Regions from separate parts of the Homo sapiens genome. Here all the other regions are linked to region 1. Evidence: chromatin contacts called from ENCODE Hi-C or POLR2A ChIA-PET data. All regions are on one chromosome and are shown on one strand. The core of a region is the stretch at or near the end of the contact, and the rest is flanking DNA. Distances in the headings are between cores, read along the strand shown.

What was found. Hi-C counts contacts between places; a loop is a spot of excess contacts on that map. ChIA-PET counts read pairs that join two places held with the same protein, here RNA polymerase II (POLR2A). Pooled maps may share reads with other maps.
Region 2: a loop to region 1 is called in a map of CD4-positive, alpha-beta T cell, with 16 times the contacts of the local background. The contact joins the promoter of HTD2 here to the promoter of DCP1A in region 1. A Hi-C loop is called at or near these places in 3 of 168 maps with a recorded cell type or tissue (CD4-positive, alpha-beta T cell, CD4-positive, alpha-beta memory T cell and naive thymus-derived CD4-positive, alpha-beta T cell) and 10 of 50 pooled maps. POLR2A ChIA-PET finds 5 or more read pairs at or near these places in 2 of 52 experiments (CD4-positive, alpha-beta T cell and WTC11).
Region 3: a map of sciatic nerve shows a loop between it and region 1 (16-fold over the local background). The contact joins the promoter of ABHD6 here to the promoter of DCP1A in region 1. A Hi-C loop is called at or near these places in 2 of 168 maps with a recorded cell type or tissue (sciatic nerve and vagina) and 8 of 50 pooled maps.
Region 4: a map of CD8-positive, alpha-beta T cell shows a loop between it and region 1 (22-fold over the local background). The contact joins the promoter of ARF4 here to the promoter of DCP1A in region 1. A Hi-C loop is called at or near these places in 1 of 168 maps with a recorded cell type or tissue (CD8-positive, alpha-beta T cell) and 7 of 50 pooled maps. POLR2A ChIA-PET finds 5 or more read pairs at or near these places in 1 of 52 experiments (activated T-cell).

Annotation. Positions count from the first base shown.
Region 1 is chr3:53,346,224-53,348,921 of GRCh38, forward strand. DCP1A (decapping mRNA 1A) reads right to left here and starts at 1,320. Exons shown (of 10, transcript NM_018403.7): 1 at 1,160-1,320. The coding sequence starts at 1,294. RefSeq lists enhancers at 328-918, 919-1,509, 1,045-1,814.
Region 2 is chr3:58,305,134-58,307,831 of GRCh38, forward strand. It overlaps HTD2 (hydroxyacyl-thioester dehydratase type 2), which reads left to right and starts at 1,387. Exons shown (of 5, transcript NM_001348712.2): 1 at 1,387-1,518. RPP14 (ribonuclease P/MRP subunit p14) reads left to right here and starts at 1,112. Exons shown (of 6, transcript NM_007042.6): 1 at 1,112-1,284. RefSeq lists enhancers at 898-977, 1,168-1,427, 1,548-1,677.
Region 3 is chr3:58,236,483-58,239,180 of GRCh38, forward strand. It overlaps ABHD6 (abhydrolase domain containing 6, acylglycerol lipase), which reads left to right and starts at 1,310. Exons shown (of 10, transcript NM_001320126.2): 1 at 1,310-1,434. RefSeq lists an enhancer at 721-1,660 and silencers at 882-1,051, 1,062-1,551.
Region 4 is chr3:57,595,983-57,598,680 of GRCh38, forward strand. It overlaps ARF4 (ARF GTPase 4), which reads right to left and starts at 1,362. Exons shown (of 6, transcript NM_001660.4): 1 at 1,092-1,362. The coding sequence starts at 1,158. ARF4-AS1 (ARF4 antisense RNA 1) reads left to right here and starts at 1,807. Exons shown (of 2, transcript NR_132370.1): 1 at 1,807-2,069. It also overlaps a transcript of PDE12 not described here. RefSeq lists enhancers at 766-815, 836-985, 899-2,098, 974-1,679, 1,016-1,065 and 4 more.

The DNA.
Region 1 (2,698 bases), core at 70-2,569:
CTACAATTTTATTCCTTGTGGCTTCCCATATCTCCTTCTCTTCCAGGAGGCAAAGATAAACAACGTGATTATAAAAACTCTTCATCTGAATTAACTGTTCATAAATGCCAAATGATTTTCGATAAATTACTGATAAATATAATCTATGCAACTGTATTATAGGGTAAACGACATACTACGGTCATCTTCCAGAGTTCTGTCAGTTTAAGGATTTCGTATCTTATTGAAATGTGAACTCCAGTCATTGGTGAATTCAATCCAACAAGCATTTACGTATTACTTTCTAAGTGTAAAGCCTGTAGCTGAATGAGTTAATTAGGAAGGGTCAATTACAAGAAAGTGGGAAATTATGCTTTTTAAACAACTAACAAAGCTTCAAGCAGGGGCTAACAAGAATCAGTGAACACACTGAATGTGACTTTTCGGACCCTCCCCAGTGCACGAAAGCCAGAAAGTACTGAGTCCGAGGGGAGCATTCAGAGATGACATCACCAGCATCATAGATGGAACAAAACACATTTACAGGGTCTCTCTTGTTTGTACAAAGGTCTTCGGGGATCCAGTGAACACGGAAGCCCTTTTCCTAAGTGCCTTGGAATCTTTTCCGAAACTCTGTGTAGTTCGATTAAAGCCGGACCCACCCACCCCCTCCTTCCAAGAATCGAAACTAATTGGATTTTAAACTTTAAACCCAAATGACCTCTGCGACAGGGGCTCTCATTTACGTTTGCCAGGGGGAGAGGAGGAGTGTTTATTTTATAGATAATGTACATATAATTTATCTAATAATCCGCAAAGCCTCAAACACAAGCTTTCAGGCACCCTTTTGACCCCACCGGTCTTATAACTCCCAATGTATCTGCAAAGAAGGCAGGTCGCCCACGTCCCCAGACCCGACGCCAAGGGACTGATCCTGCTCCAATCCTCCCCTCCACTGGCTTTTCCTTGGGATGTCTCGAGCCACTTCTCTCACTCCTATCCCCCAATCCCAAGCGGACCCGACACCCCTCAGGCTCTGGCTAGGCTCTTGGCCAGACCCTGGCCTCGTCTCCACCGCCCTGGCCTCTTAGTGTGCCCCCCCACCCCACAGTAACCCGCGCGGCCCCTTTAAGAGACGGCAGCGGCCGGGTGGCCGTCCTCAGGGCCAGGCGGCACTCACCCACTGGTTGGCCTTGGGGCAGAAGGTGTACAGAGCGACCTGGCCCGTGAGGTCTGCGATGCTGGTGATATAGGGGTCGTGTTGCTTCAGGGCCGCTAGGCTCATCTCCTGCCCAGCTCGACTCAGCGCCTCCATCTTGAATCCCAGAGCCTAGCCCCTCTGGTGGGGGCGGAGTCGCGGACAGGAAAGTGCCATCGAGGCAAAATTCCCCCATCTGCGTCAGTCCCCTCAACTTCCGCCTCTACGCGGGCCTCGCGGCAGGGCGGTACGTCAGCCATTCTGGTCCGCCGCGCGCACGCTCCGGGCGCCGGGTTCCGGCGTTGTCAGGGTCCGCGGCCCTACGATGTGGGCGGTGTCCAAGGCTGCGTAGTGGAGCTTGCAGGCTGGAGCTCCGGCGCTTCCTTTCCCTGAGCTAAAACGACTGGGTCCTGGGATCTGGCCTCTAGCTCGCCTGCCGAGCTCTTTCCAGGCAAAGGTTGGAGACCGCCGAAGTGCCGGCCTCGCGGTGCGCTGTCTGGCAGGGCCCGGGGCCACAGAAGGAAAACATGTCTGTGGAATGTGGAAATGCGGGACTCTACCGGGCCCGTTTAGAGAGCACAGAAAAACATGGGGGAAAGGGAGAGGCGAGAAGCCCAGAAAATTACCCTAGGTCTCAGATATGGATGTGTCGACCTAAAAGGAAGAAGACTCTGGGGCAAAATAAATGCAAGCAGAGAGTTTATTTGGGCCAAGCTTGAGGATTGCACCCCAGGAGCATAGATTCAAGTTGCCTTGAATATATACACTGATTAGCAGAAGGTACAAGTGGATTTTTTTTCTTTTTTTTTGAGACGGAGTTTCACTCTTGTCGCCCAGGCTGAAGTGCAGTGGCGCGATCTCGACTCACTGCAACCTCCGCCTCCAAGGTTCAAGCGATTCTCCTGTCTCAGCGTCCCCAGTAGCTGGGATTACATGGGCGCGCCACCATGCCCTGATAATTTTTGTGTTTATAGTAGAGACGGGGTTTCGCCATGTTGGCCAGGCTAGTCTCGAACTCCTGACCTCAGGCGATCCACCCGCCTCTGCCTCCCAAAGTGCTGAGATTACAGGCTTGAGCCACCGCGCCCGGCCCTTTTCTTTTTTTCTTTTTGAAACGGAGTCTCGCTCTTTTGCCCAGGCAGGAGTGCCGTGGCACAATCTCAAGCTCACTGCAACCTCTGCCTCCAGGGTTCAAGCGATTCTCCTGCCTCAGCCTCCCAATTAGGTGGGATTACAGGCGCCCGCCACCACACCTGGCTAATTTTTTCTTTTTCTTTTTCTTTTTTTTGAAATGGAGTTTCGCTCTGTCGCCCAGACTGGAGTGCCGTGGCGCGATCTCAGCTCACTGCAACTTCTGCCTCCTGGGTTCAAGCGATTCTCCTGCGTCAGCCTCCAGAGTAGCCGGGATTACGGGCGCCCGCCACCACGCCCAGCTAATTTTTGTATTTTTTTTAGTAGTGACGAGGTTTCACCACATTGGCCAGGCTGGTTTTGAACTCCTGACCTCAGGTGATCTGCCCT
Region 2 (2,698 bases), core at 137-2,636, 5.0 Mb after region 1:
AAGTCTTTACTTTGTGGGTCTTTCCAGGACGGCCTAGATAGAACACCTACTATGTGCTGGGAGTCACAAGGGACACTGAGAGTGGGTCCTATCTTTGGGGAGTGCTTGACATAGGAGATCTTGAGGAGAGGAGATGCTAGATATAATTTTGTAGGCTGGGCGCGGTGGCTCACGTCTGTAATCCCAACACTTTGGGAGGCGAGGTGGGTGGATTGCCTGAAGTCAGGAGTTTGAGACCTGCTTGGCTAACATAGTGAAACCCTGTCTCTACTAAAAATACAAAAATTAGGCCAGGCGCGGTGGCTCACGCCTGTAATCCCAACACTTTGGGAGGCCGAGGTGGACAGATCACGAGGTCAAGAGATTGAGACCATGCTGGCCAACATGGTGAAACCTCGTCTCGACTAAAAATACAAAAATTAGCTGGGCATGGTGGTGCATGCCTGTAGTCCCAGCTACTTGGGAGGCTGAGGCAGAAGAATCACTTGAAGGGAGGCGGAGGGTGCAGTGAGCCAAGATGGCGCCACTGCACTCCAGCCTGGGCGACAGAGCGAGACTCCATCTCAATAAATAAATTATAATATAATGAAAAAAATGTGTAGAATGACTCGGGCGCAGTTGCTCACGTCTGTAATCCCAGCACTTTGGGAGGCCAAGGTGGGCAGATCACTTGAGGCGAGGAGTTCGAGACCAGCCTGGCCAACATGGTGAAACCCCGTCTCTACTAAAAATACAAAAATTAGCCAGGCATGGTGGAGCATACCTGTAGTCCTAGCTACTCAGGAGGCTGAGGTGGGAGAATCGCTTGAGCCCTGGAGGCGGAGGTAGCAGTAAGCCAGATCGCGCCAGTGCACTCCAGCCTGGGCGACAGAGTGAAACTGTCTCAAAAAAACAACGAAAAAATTGTTGAATGAATGAATGAATGCATGAAGAAATGGATAACTATGAAGCACCGTCCAAGGCGGAAAAAACCCGCCCTAAACCGCACCCCAAGCAAATTGCACACACGGCTTTCCCGGAGTGGACACCAGAGGGCGCTGAGCTCGGCCGCTCTCAGCTCCGGATCAGGATTCGCGCCTGGGTCCTTAGGACGACGCCGCGTGGTGACGTCATATCCGCCTGGGCGTCACGCTTCGTGGGGCGGGACGAGGAGAAGCCAAACGTAAAGACACCAGGAGTTTCTCGGGCCCAGCTGTGGCTGCTGCCGGGGAGCCCCAAGCCTTGGCGGGTCCTTGCGGCGAATAGGAGTCTGGTCAGGCGTCAGGCTAGTCCGACGAAGAGTGGGTAGGTGGAAGCCTTCCAAAGAGCGGCGGTTGTCTGGGAGCCGTCTCAGTTGGCCGCGACCCGGGCGCATGCGCGGGGCGGGCGGTGCGCCTTGGGTAGCTTGTCCTCTCCGACCCCGGGCGCTGAGGGCCTCTGTACGGCGCCGCGTAGGGTCTCGGCCGCAGAACGTGGCCGAGAGGCCCGGGCGAGACTTCGGGACCGTGTCCTGAGCGCTCTCCATGCGCCCGGCGCGAGGTGAGCGCTAAATAGTGGTTGTTGAAAAATATTGAAAGCCACCCAAGTGCTCAGCAGTAAGGATATTGAGCTTTTTAAAGTGATTGATTTAGTCCAAAAATTGTACGTCGCACGCCCACTGTGCACGACCCAGTGTTTTAGGGCCTTGGGAAACAGCAGTGAACAAGATAGCAAGATTCTTGGAGTGGACTTTTGTTGGGGTGGGGAGGGGAAGTACAGATAAAGATAAACGAGTTACATAATTGTCATAGAAAAAGGCAAATGCTACGAAGAAGAAAGCAGGGACGGGGCATGGGGGTGGGGTGCGGTGTTAGCCGAGAAGGGCACTGGGCCAACCCGATTGAGATTTGAGCTAAGCCAGGAAGGGGGCAAGGGTGTGAGTCCGGTGGCTGCCTGGAGGAAGATCTTTCCCAGCATGGGGAAAAGCTAGAGCCGAGGCCCAGCGGTGGGAGCGAGACTGGCGCGTGAGAAAGAGCTAGGCTAGGCCTGTGTGGTGGCGGGGATTGAGCGGAGGGAGAATGGCAGGACATGAAGTCAGAGGTGTAGAGGGAGCAGTCCTGCAGGTGAGGCAGAGCCTTGCAGGCTGCTCTAAGGACTTTGGCCTTACTCTGGATAAAACGGGAACCATAGCAAGATTTTGAGCAGAGGAATGATGTAGCTTGAGTAGATGTTAATAGACTCACTGGCCGCCGTAGGGATGGAGAAGCGGGGGAGTAGGGAGAATCAGATTTATTACTAATAGGTCAGATTAGGAGCATCCCTGCGCAGCCACTAAAAAAGGCTGACTCTAGGCCGGGCGCGGTGGCTCATGCCTGTAATCCCAGCACTTTGAGGGGGCCGAGGTCGGCGGATCACTTGACGCCAGGAGTTCGAGACCAGCCTGGGCCAACATGGCGAAACCCCATTTGTACTAAAAATACAAAAGTTAGCTGGGCGTGATGACGTACGCCTGTAATCCCAGCTACTCAGGAGACTGAGGAGCGAGAATTGCTTCGACCCAAAGCACTCCAGCCTGGGCGACAGAGTGAGACTCCATCTCAAAACAAACAACAAGACTGACTTTAAAGATGACGATGACAGTAACTTCGTGAGCCCACATCTGTGGAGAGCCTGGTGAATATATTTAATACCAGTCTGTACAAAATAATTTCCCAGGTATCCTCTCCTTTAATGTCAGAAC
Region 3 (2,698 bases), core at 60-2,559, 4.9 Mb after region 1:
CAGCCAGGCTCCACCAGCGTGGAGGCCTTGGCAGGCTGAGGCCCAAAGGCTGCCTTTGTGGGGGATTTAAACGGCCAAGAGAGTCTTGCTGAGCCCTGGCCCCTTGACGTCTGGAGTGGCAGGCCAAGCACTCAGTGCAGCAGGAAGATCTGGGTGCCACTAAGGCCCCTAACAGGTGTAGTAAATATCTGTTAAATGAACGAATACATGTTTTGATGAAAGAAGCCCACAGTGCAGTGTGAGCCCAAAGGGGTCTTACTGAAGGCTTCCTGGAGGAAGTGGCAGCTAAACTGAGACATGGAAAACACGGAAGAGTAGCCAGGCCAAGCTGGGGTTTAACTGTCCCTAAAAGAAAGAAACGACCATAGCAGGGGTTTAACCAGAGGTGGCCGAAGGCCTTTCCAGGTGCCCATTTCTCCCGTATAGCTTTGGAGTCAGACGATCCTCGGTTGGAATTCCCAGTTCAGTCCTTACAGTCTGACGTCCCGCACAACCCGACGCCGGCAACTGTCTCCAAACACCCGAGAGCCAGGGCGGGAGCATGAGCGCCTACGGTGTTCCTTGGGGTGGAGCCCTCGCAGTGTCCAGAGGATTTGGGGGCTCCTGCGCCCCCATTTCTCCCATTTCCTGGACTATCCAGGGCAAGCCCCTCACCTCCCTGAGCCTCGGTGTCTTCTGAGAAAAGAAGTCGACCCCAGTGCCTACCTCATAGGATTACGTGAGACAACCGATGTCAAGCAGTGTTGCTTTGCTGCCTGAGAACCCCTGCCTGTCCCTTTCTCTCTGATGCCCTTCGGGGCAGAGATCCAGAGATCCTGCCTGAGTCACTTTGGCGGGTTTAATGCCCAGCCGCGCCAGGCACACAGTAGGTGCTCAGTAAGTGAAACAGTGCCGGGAAGAATTCGGGCCGGGGATGTGGAACTGTGTGTGGCTCTGCGGGCTCAGAGGCCCTCCCCGCGCCCCGCCACCGTGTGCGTTCCGGGGCGGGGCGGGGCGGGGGCGGGGGCGGGGGCGGGGGCGGGACCGGGCGCTCGGGCTCCGCCCCCGGTACCTCTGTAGGCGATCCTGCTCTCGCCGTGGCTTTCGGGTGCTAGGAGACAGTTGCCGGCGTTGGGTTGTGCGAGACGCTAACTGTACCCTCCGGGTTTAACGCTGTGAGGCAGCGCGCGGAGGAACTGGGGATAAGCGCCCCGGAGCCCCCAAACAGAGCGCGGCCGCTGGGGGACAGCGCGCGGCGCCGGGTCGGGGCGGGGCGGCTTTTCTGTCGGAGGACGCGAACCGGCACGCTGCGCCTTTAAGGAGTCCAGCTGGGCTGGGCGCCGGAGCTGGGAGCGGCGCGGGTAGGAGCCCGGCGGCAGGTCCCAGCCCGGGGCTAGAGACCGAGGGCCGGGGTCCGGGCCCGGCGGCGGGACCCAGGCGGTTGAGGCTGGTCAGGTGAGCGGAGGCGGGCGGGCGGGCGGTGGTGCGCTCCTAGGGGGATGGGGCGCCCTGATGGCCCCGTGACCTCTCCCCCAGTGTCTCCCTGCAGCGGCGCATCGAGTGGAAAGAGTCGGCGATCTGCACTTGCCTTTCCACTCCGCTCCCCGCGCGGGCGCTGCCCCCACCTCCCGCTGCCTGGATAGGTTTGAGATGCCCGAAACCCGGCGCCCCATTTCCTGGGTCCAGCCAGCCTCTTGAAGCCGGGGGACAGAGTGAGGACGGGTCGGGACCTGCACCCTCTTTCTACTTCGCCTCCCCACCCCCTGCGCCCGCAGCAGCCCTTAGGCGCCCCTCGCAGTGCCGAGAGGATTTTGGGGTCCTGCAGCCCTGTTTCCCCCATTTCCTGGAGAAGGACTGCAGCTCGCCCACCCAGATAGCATCTTGCTCCGTGTCACGCGCCGCCTCCGCGCCGTCCCCAAGATCTCGCTCCGCTACTCCCCTCCCCCAGCAGCCTTTCAGCTTCCCTTTCCCCAGCCTGCCCCGGCTCCCGTGCCCTTGCGCCCCTTCCGTGTCGAAACACTTGAATCAGGATGCTGTCCAGCCAGGTACCCGCCGGCAACTTGCGGTCCCCCGCCTACAGCGACACAGGTTTCACGGCTGCCTTAGAAATGCGGATTGTGTAACGCCGGCTGCAGGGCAGTGCACGTGCAGGGTTTGCGCCCCTGAGCCCACAGCGAGGCCAGGTGACAGAGTGAGGCATGGGGGAGTGGGGGAAGAGGAGGATGCCAGAGGGTCTAGATACTGTGCATGCAGAGAATATGTATTTTGAGCCCTTTGTATGCCCCAGGAGCTGGGTGGTTAGGAAGAGGAAATAAAGTGGGGGTCTTACTCCAGCTGGGACCTGGAGGCCCTCATTTATCTCGCCGCCCCCCTCCCCGCTGCTCCCGCCTGCTCAGAAATCCCTAGTGGCTCCACCTGGCTAAGAGTTTAAAGTAGTTTATAATGAATAATAGCTGACATAGAATAAGCAAATCTTGTGTGCCAGGCCCTGTCCTAAGCCCCTTAAAAGAATTACCTGCCATACTTTCCCCAACAGCCCCTTGAGGTAGGTACCACCGCTGTGCCCATTCCTGAGAGCAGGAATATGAGGCTTCCAGAGGTGGTACCTTCCCAAGACACGAAGTGAGTCTGGCCTCAGAACCACCCCCTTCCCCCAACCGCCCCCCCAACCCGACCTCGAACCACTAGACTTTTTACCCAATTTCAACAAATTCTTATC
Region 4 (2,698 bases), core at 112-2,611, 4.2 Mb after region 1:
CTCCTCCGGTAGAAAACAAGCTAATGAACCAACAAGTTTCAACGTTCAAAGTTAGAGGGGCTTCTTTCAGCGTTATTCTAGTCCATGGAGCTCAGCTGTGATGTAGACTGCTTACAGTAACCGGGAGCGGTTGCTTACTTCAGCCAACTGACAGCCCTTCTCCCTCAGCTGAGCAAAAACACGCCCCCTAAAAAGTAGTTTTTAAAAAGTCAACTTTCTAAAAAGAAATTTTAAAAAAATTGTAGTTACTATTTAACAAGACTACCATAAAATTCAGCGTCATGATGTTCAGTTACTTGAAAATTTATCAGGTATTTTTTAAAAATTCGTTTCTAAAATTTTTTTGCATTAGACCTTAGACCGCCTAAAAATAAGCTTAAAAACCTAGGAGAATAAACCAAACACATTTAAAGTTTTTGAAAATAGTCAAAGAAATAGAAGATAAGCTCAGTTTTCGGAGAATGAGATTAACAAGGAGCGAAAAACTTGAAACGGAATCCAGCGCAAGGCCAAGTTTAGCAAAGTGAGCGCTGAAGGACTCCAGACTCTTCGGAAACCTTGGGTGCTCCCTGGCCACCGCAACTTCCTGCCCCGGGCGGCTCCAGGCTCCGGGTGGCCGCTGGCTTACATACCAATGGAGTATGCAGGGACTGTACACGAAACGCAGAAGGGGAGGGAAAAGGCTGGAGTTGCTCTGCCTCCCTCCTGACCGCTGTCCACACCCGGGCAAGAAGGTATGCAGATCGCACCCCCAGAAAGGGCCTCGCCAAGTGTTTGCTTCCCAGAGTTGGCTTTCCCCACATCTCTGCCCAATGTTGTCCAGCTTTCAATAAGATCAAGGAGAAAAAGCCGAGTCCAGAAAGAAATCTTGCCCGAAGCCCTGTCCCTGTCTCGTCTGGCGACAGATCGGGGGCGGGGGGGATCGCTCACCCTCCGCTCCATTGTTCCCCCTTAAGAATTCCTTCCGACCCCCGACCCGGCGCCCCTCCCCCACCACAGCGGGCGGAGGAAAAAAACAGGCCCAGAGGCCACCCCAATTGTGGAGACCCTGCCTTTCCCAGGTCCCGCCTGACTCGCAGCCCCTCACTCACCCATCAAAATGCGCATCTGCTTCTTGCCAAATAGTCGGGAGAAGAGGGAGGAGATAGTGAGGCCCATGGCGGTAGTGGCACTTGTGATGGGCAGAAGCAGAAGGGGTTTGGGGCGACCCCGTGCTTTCTCCTTTCAAGCTCCCAGGCAAACTAAACGAGAGGGAAGAGAAAGAGCGGAGGAAGAAAGAGGGAGGCAGAAACGTCTCAGTGGCCCCTGTGCCGATGAAGATCCGGCACAGGAATAAGCCGGTAGAGGACCTGCTAGGCGACTGGCGCGGCAGCTCCGGCTCTAGCCTTTAGGCTCTGGCTGTGCCACGTCACGCGGCGGCCGCGGCGACTCCAGCAGCGGCCCGGCCCCTCCAACGCGGACAGAATCGCGTCACCGCCGCCCCATCCCCCTGCGCTTCCGGTGCGCCCGAGCCACTGCGCTTGCGCCTGCAGGGGATTGGCCAGTTTCGCTGACGAGCATCTCTCGACGGCGCCACCGCCCGGACGTGGCCCCAGGAGCCGGGAGAGGCCGGCTGAGGCACATGCGTACTGGGAGACGGACAAAGTCCCACAATACCTCGCTTCGTCACTGCCAAATCAGACTCAGGGTGAGACGCTTCCGCCCGGATGAAGGTATTGTCGGGGTGATAGTCCTTGCTTCCGGAAAGGCGAGCTGAGCATTATGGGTTAGGTGAGGAACCTCGCCCTCTTCTATTACGGTACGCGCGATGGGTATTCCCTGATGCCATGAACTTACACGTTTCACACACGGGACCAGACGCTTGCTTTAGTTGACGCATGAAGACCGGTCCGGTCTTTTGCGGAGAAAAGTGGTTAAAAGCTGACTTGTGGGCCGAGAAACTGTGGCACCCTAATGAGCTAGGGCTAGACGCTTCGACCACCACGCCAAGTGATTCTGAAGATCTCTAATTCTGTCAAGGCGAGAGCGCTCCAACACGTGTTCATCGGCTGTTGCTTTTTAAAGAGAAGGCAAGGAGGAAGTCTTGCTTTTCTTGTACTTTTTTTCCTAGAAGCAGCATTAAAGATTTACTCCTTATGTTGAGGAAGCGGAAAGCCTCTTCACTTTAAAAGTGTTTATGATCGGGCCTGGCGCGGTGACTCACCGCGCCCGGCCTGCTACACCTTTTAAAATTCACAGCAATGATAAATGTATTAGACTCATTGCCAGGATAAAGATTTAATCTATTTTTCTAGTAGTGCCGTCCTATGTGGTTCTGTAGTTGCTTATTCCAACTGGTATATTTCCATAGGATGGGGTTGAATAAGAAAAACTTGCAAACTTTCAGAAACAGTAAGTTATTTTTATATTTTTGAAGGCTTGCTGAGTAACGCTTCTCTTGGTAGCACTACCTTATCTACCCTTCAGAGACTGTTATTTCTTAGGAGTGGCCCTGGGCAATTAAAAGCAAAAACTTCTGGCCGGGCATAGTGGCTCATGCCTGTAATCCCAGCACTTTGGGAGGCCGAGGCGGGCAGATTACGAGGTCAGGAGATCGAGACCATCCTGGCTAACACGGTGAAACCCAGTCTCTACTAAAAATAGAATAAATTAACCGGGCGTGGTGGCGGGTGCCTATACTCCCAGCTACTCCGGAGGC